Linked DNA regions of Mus musculus: region 2 is linked to region 1. A link is a contact called in ENCODE Hi-C or POLR2A ChIA-PET data. All regions are on one chromosome and are shown on one strand. The core of a region is the stretch at or near the end of the contact, and the rest is flanking DNA. Distances in the headings are between cores, read along the strand shown.

Region 1 (2,983 bases), core at 302-2,801:
TGCTCCTCCTCTCATTAGGGCGTCTAAGCACATCAGGCACGTTGCCCCTTTATGGTGCCCCTTTATGGCTCGAGCCATAAGGGGAAGAGGCTTTTGTCACTCTTTCTGAGCCTCTCTCCTGTTGACTTTCACTGTGAACTCACTGAGTGTCCTAGACCTCAACCAAGGAGTGGTTCTTGTTGGTGACATTTGTCCTCAGTGCGTCTCACCGAGCTCCCTCCGCCCCTCCCCACACTGTGGGTTTCCTAAAATTCTTGGCTTCTCTCTCGCCATTGCTTAGGAATCAAACATTCCAAAACATTGCAGCTGGAAGCAGGACAAGTCTCAACACATTCTTCCCGAGTGAGGCCCTGCTTGTATAGGAGAGGGTTTGAGAGCTGCAGTGATGAGGGGAAGTTCTCAGTGGCCAACTGCCCCTGAAGGCAGAGACCAGGCTCCCTCCACGTGGAGGGGTGGGCGTGGCTTCTCAGGAGTGCAACGCTGGGACTTTCTTGGTGATAGAGAGTTCATCATGTTTCTTATTTCTCTACCTCTGTTCCCAACTGAAAAATTTTTATATTAAAAATTCAAGACAGTGCTTTCATTTTTAAATTCCGTTTTATTTTTATCCGTTTTATAAAAACATAGATTAAAAGTCAAACAGCAGCAGTCTTTCTCAGGCCCAGCCCCACTTCCCAGAGGAACCTCTTTGAACTCTTTTGTTTTTGTTTTTTTTTTCCCCTCCAAATCACTGCCCTCACTCAGATGTCTTGAATGCAGTCTTATTGGTTTTTAAACGTTGCCTGCTGACTCCCTGTGAGAAGGACCTGCCCTTTTTAACACAAGCCCTCCTCACTCCTCTCCATTCTGATAGCCATGCCTTGTGGGGCAGACCCTGCCGTTGGGTTTCCACTATGAAGATGATTTAAACATTATCCACTATAGAGAGAACTGAGAGAGGTGGTGTCTCTTTGCCTGTACAATTGTTCAGCTGTTTTTTCCTGAGCTACACATTATCGTTAAAAGACTGGTTTTACTGCCTACACATGTCAAGTTCTTCCCCAGTGCCCCTGCAGACCTACTGGGTGCCTACTGCTGTCTTTACTCCCAGCTTCCAAGCCCTCCATCATCTGTCACTAAGATAGCCCCTCCTGTAGCTCCCATCCTCCTGCTCTGGCCTAGACTTGTTCATCTGGGATCCCCTTTTTGTGTGATCTGGCTTAGATCCTTCTTTTCTTGGATTGTAAGTCTTGGTTCCTTGTTATTGGTTGGTTGATTGATTTTGTTGTAGTATTGTTTGTTGTTGGTTTGTGCCTTGGGCTGGGGGTGGGGGACGTCTTCCAGTTGCTTCTTGGGAAAATGCATAGGAGGTAAATTTTCAGAGGCCACGTGGAGCTGAAAGTGTCTGGGGGTGGAGGTGGGTCACACAGAATTGTCACTTGAAAACTTCTAAAATTTAAAGGAAGAGCTGGAGATGATTCAGTGATTAAGCACAGTGTGATGACTGGCGTTTGAGTCCCCAGGAACCCATGGAAATGACAGCTGGGCATAGAGGCCTGCCTACAATTCAAGCTTTCAAAGGCAGAGACCAAAGGATCCTCAGCTAGCTAGCTAGCTAGCTAGGGAGATTAGCTGAATCTTCAAGATCTAGGATTGATTGAGAGACCCTGCCTCAGTGAATTATGAGGAGGTGTGATCCTAAAATCACCCATGGCTTCTACATGCACCCCCCCAAACATTCAGATATACACACAGACATGTACACCGCTTTTTGCATACGAAGTCGAAAATTAATTAAAATAAAATTTAGAAGTAGCACTTTACTTCCATTTTGAGTCCTTGATGCTGCTCTTCTTTCTGGAGATTTATAAAAATAACTGTCTTAGTAGACAACCTCAGCATAGACCATTCCAGGGGAAACCGCATGCCTCTTGTAAGCCCTCATCTGTGCATCTCATCTGTGCATCCCTTTCGTAAGCAGCTTCTGAGGTTGCTGTGGCTGCCGACTCTCAGCTGGCCCCACGTCTGCTGCTCCTTCCCTCATCACTCCATAACAGCGGGTTCTCCAGACGTTAGGAGGCAGCTTGGAGAAACACTCATATCTTGGTTTGGTTAAAAAAAACAAAACAAAACAAAAAACACGACTTTACGCCCCCTTCCCCAGCCCCAGGAAACAAAAGTTTGCTGGAGACAGAGGACAAAGAGAACATCCTGAGTGCCGCTCCTAGGGAGGACCGGCCCCACCCACAGCCCCCTACCCCTCTAACTGTCACCCTGTTCCTTATATTCCCTAGGAAAGGATCTTTTGTAACAGGCCTGCGAACTGATTGTTCCCGACTGGCAATTTCTCTGAAGCAGAGTAATAAATATGAAAACCCAGGAAGAGGTTGTTCAGAACATTTGCTTCTTATTTAAAGAATTTATTTTTACATCAAACTTTCTGTATCTTTTCTCAATGTCTAGCCACGAGAAGGTGAGACTAATTTAAATTAAAGTGTTATCTTTTAAACTATTCAAGGAAAGCCGGGTGCGGTGGTGCACATTTTTTAATCCCAGTCCCCGAGGCAGGCAGATCTCTCTGAATTCAAGGTCAGGTCAGTCTACATATGGAGTCCTTGTCTCAGAACCGAGTAAAGTACCTGTACATTAAATAAGTGACAGACTCTGCAGCTCTGCCTGTCCCTCTCCGCTCTCTCCTCCTGTCTTACCTTCTTTTACTATTATTGAAATATTTTTTCATGTATGTATTTTAAAAGATTTCTGAGCTTTGGAGTTAATCACAGAGGCGCAGAAAGCTAAGGTAAGAAACAGAGAGGAAAAAAATTAAAGCAAATAAACAATAATAACAACAAAACGGACCTCAAGGTCAAGCCAGAAGGAAGTAGCATGGAAAACCTAAACGCATATGTAAGTATAATCTGACTATATTCTAACGGATCTGGGTGTCCTGGCTTTCAAATTCTGTAGACCCTGAAGGAATAAACAAAGAACATTACTAGACTGT
Region 2 (2,983 bases), core at 171-2,670, 49 kb after region 1:
GTGTGCTTGCTGCTGCCTTTGGCAGTGGAGTGTCTGTCAACCTTTAGGGGGCCCTTACATTGCCACAGCATCTCGCTGTGTGTACACAAGCACTGTCCCACAGTCTGCGCATTTGGGCTTACAGAGAAACGCAGGGAGTAGCACCCCTGGGAGTGGTAGCTTTACAGATTTCGAAGCTCCAAGAGAAAACAACAAGAAAATGCAAAACAGAGACTAAGGTCACAGGATTGGAACTGAGGCTAGCATCCGACTCTGTATTTGTAGCAGAGGACAGCCTTGCTAGGCATCAATGGGAGGGAAGGTCCTTGGTCCTATGAAGGCTCAATAGATGCCACATTGTAGGGGAATCTAGGGTGGGGAGGGGAGAGTGGGTGGGTGGGTGGAAGAACACCCTCATAGAAGCAGGAGGGGGGAATGAGATAGGGGGTTTCTAGGAGGTGGGGGGAAACCGGGTAAGGGAATAACACTTGAAATGTAAATAAATTGAAGAAAAAAAAAAGAAAGAACTGAGGCTAGAATTCCCATCGCACTGTCTCCAGGAACAAAATGCACACCAATAGCAAAACCAATGTGCTCACAACTGGCTTAGGGAAGTTTTCACATTCACAGTTTCTAATGCAGGACTTTCTAATGCAACAAAGTAACCCATTCTCTGGCTTATGCATCAGTCCTTCACCGGAAATCTGAGCTCTCCGTAGTAGCTATTGGAAAAACACTCCCTGCGAGTGAGACTGAAGGAAGCTCTTGGCCTGCATAGAGGTTGTGCTCTATCCCTTCATTTCCTAGCCTGAAGATTCCATCAGAACCAAAGTTACGGTCATTTTAGCAGGCACTCCAGGCCATTGGTTATGTTCTGCGTGCGAGTAAATTCTTTTGCCACGCTGATTAGCGAGGAAGGCGGGGAGATGAGAGAAAGATGCAAACTGAAATGCCAAGTGAGTGCTTTGTGCATGGGAACCTACTGAGGAGAAGGGGTTCGGAGAAAGTGTTTGGAGAGGCATCAGCAGCCCTGCCAGCAGAGAAAGCTGCTAGTTAGTATTCGGAAGCCCCAGCACAAACACAGATCCATCTCCATCTCCATCTCCATCTCCATCTCCATCTCCATCTCCATCTCCATCTCCTCCATCTCCACAACACTTATTCCCAGGCCTCAGATGAGTTTGCTAAGCAGGAAGTTAGGAGGAAGCAGTCCAGGGAGAGAATTGGTTATGACAGAGGGGACTCTGCCATTTGAGCCTCTGTGACCTTGCTGGAGCCTCCTGCCTCTGTTTGCCCATTTGTGGAATGGGCGCTGTGATTCTGCTCCACGGCTATTATTAGAAATGATAAATTTGAAGTTGCCTTGGCATGTAGCTTGTGCTAAAAATATGCCTTGCTGCCGCGCTCGCGGAGGCATCTTTAGATGAAATATATAATGAGGTTAGACGGGAAACATCGGTTGCTGGCTGCAGGAGCACGGGCAGAGACTGGCGGTGGGAAGGGAGGGTCCAGATGCTGGGCTGCGGAGAGCGAACAGAGCCTATCTATGGGGCTGTCTCTGGCTGCATGGTAGAGTGCTCAAACAAACACAAAATGACATTCTGCAGTCCAGCCTGAATGTAGGAATAGGAGCCTGGGGGTGAGTGCCTTTTTCACACTAAAGGCTCTGTATTGAAGCCCAGCATCCCGGGCTTCTAGAGGGTTGAGAGGAGTGTCAGGGGAGACGCAAGCCAGCCAGTGTTCCTCAGGGCGCCAGCTGCAGTGTCTGAAGGGCATTAGGTTACAGAGTCAGGCACAGGGTTGGGAAAGAGCTTGACTCTCCAGCTACAATGCTTGGGCTTGATTTAGCCTCTGATGTTCCTAAGTGAGTTCTGCCAGTCCTTCAGCCTTTCTGTGCCTCAGTTGTCTCATCTATAATATGGGACTAATATAGAACCTGACCCATAGAGGTATTCTGAAAGACAGAGTAAGTGCTTAGAAGAAGGGCTGGTTTGGGGACACATGAGCACAGTGAGGCCTTTGTATGGCCTGGTGGGTTAGCACTCGTGGTAGAGGTTGATACACAGGTAATGTGACTAATTGAAACACATCTCTAGAGGCTTAAGATATGCAAGGTTTTCTAGGCAGCCCCCACCGATTTTAGATTTTTTTTTTTGACTGTATATAAGTACAAGCATCATGTTATTTCTGACGGTGGGAAGGACACGGCTGCATCTGGAATGATAAGCAGCCTCCATGACCCACTGGTTGCCTAGAGAAGAGCGGTGTGAGAACTGTTTTGCTCAGATGGACCATACTGAAACTGCAATGGACTGTCTTCTTGTTTCAAGAATGTTAGAAGATTAGGGGTGCCTGTGTGCTCCAAAGCAGATTCCAGGGGCCAGTGTCCTGGAGATTTATTTCCTACTTATCTCTTGCAAGTCTGGTTTTCTCAGAGTCCCTGACTGCTACTGTATCTCTCAGAGCCCTGGAATCCTGCAAACCAGTTCCCTGTTGTCTTTCTCCGTGGAACTCTTGCTTCATTCCCTGGTCTTCCCCCTGTAGAGTGGAGGGTGGGCCCGCGCCCCCCCCCCCGCCCTCTGCTGCACACATTGTTAGGAAGTTAGCATGTCAGGCTCACAGAGCAAGAATCTTGCCATCCATTGGTGAAAGGAGACACCAGTCATTTGCTGGAGGGTGTTTGCCAAAATGTGGTCATACAATGGGAGGAAGTGTTGGCTCTTGGCACAAGATTTAGTCCCCCTGGGCATGCACCCAGCCTGAACAGCTCCTTTAAAACCAGAAGCAATTTGTCATCTTTTGATTCTCTTCCAGCACTGTCCCTGTCACAGGTAGATAAATGAGGTAGCATATGGGTGTCTAAATGCAGAAGCAGCTACTCCCAGCAGTCTCCAGGGTAGAGAGTACCCGTGGGGTGGTCCTGGTTTCATGACTGTAGCCATAAGCAAATCTCTTCATTGCCTGTCCCGTTTACACAGGCAAAGATGCTTTCTCGGAATCTCCC

The links. Hi-C counts contacts between places; a loop is a spot of excess contacts on that map. ChIA-PET counts read pairs that join two places held with the same protein, here RNA polymerase II (POLR2A).
Region 2: a loop to region 1 is called in a map of heart, with 2.1 times the contacts of the local background. The contact joins two enhancer-like sites. A Hi-C loop is called at or near these places in 4 of 37 maps with a recorded cell type or tissue (Patski, T-helper 2 cell, heart and 1 more). POLR2A ChIA-PET finds 5 or more read pairs at or near these places in 1 of 5 experiments (Patski).

The regions. Positions count from the first base shown.
Region 1 is chr12:33,193,411-33,196,393 of GRCm38, forward strand. All of the region lies in intron 2 of Atxn7l1 (ataxin 7-like 1), which reads left to right. Among named protein-coding and RNA genes, the nearest start is that of F730043M19Rik, 47 kb to the left of the region's middle. Within about 2 kb of position 1,552, at least 1 of the 3 ENCODE cell types and tissues checked has a DNase peak (open chromatin) inside an H3K27ac peak, as active enhancers do.
Region 2 is chr12:33,242,952-33,245,934 of GRCm38, forward strand. All of the region lies in intron 3 of Atxn7l1 (ataxin 7-like 1), which reads left to right. Among named protein-coding and RNA genes, the nearest start is that of Gm38649, 14 kb to the right of the region's middle. Within about 2 kb of position 1,421, at least 1 of the 3 ENCODE cell types and tissues checked has a DNase peak (open chromatin) inside an H3K27ac peak, as active enhancers do.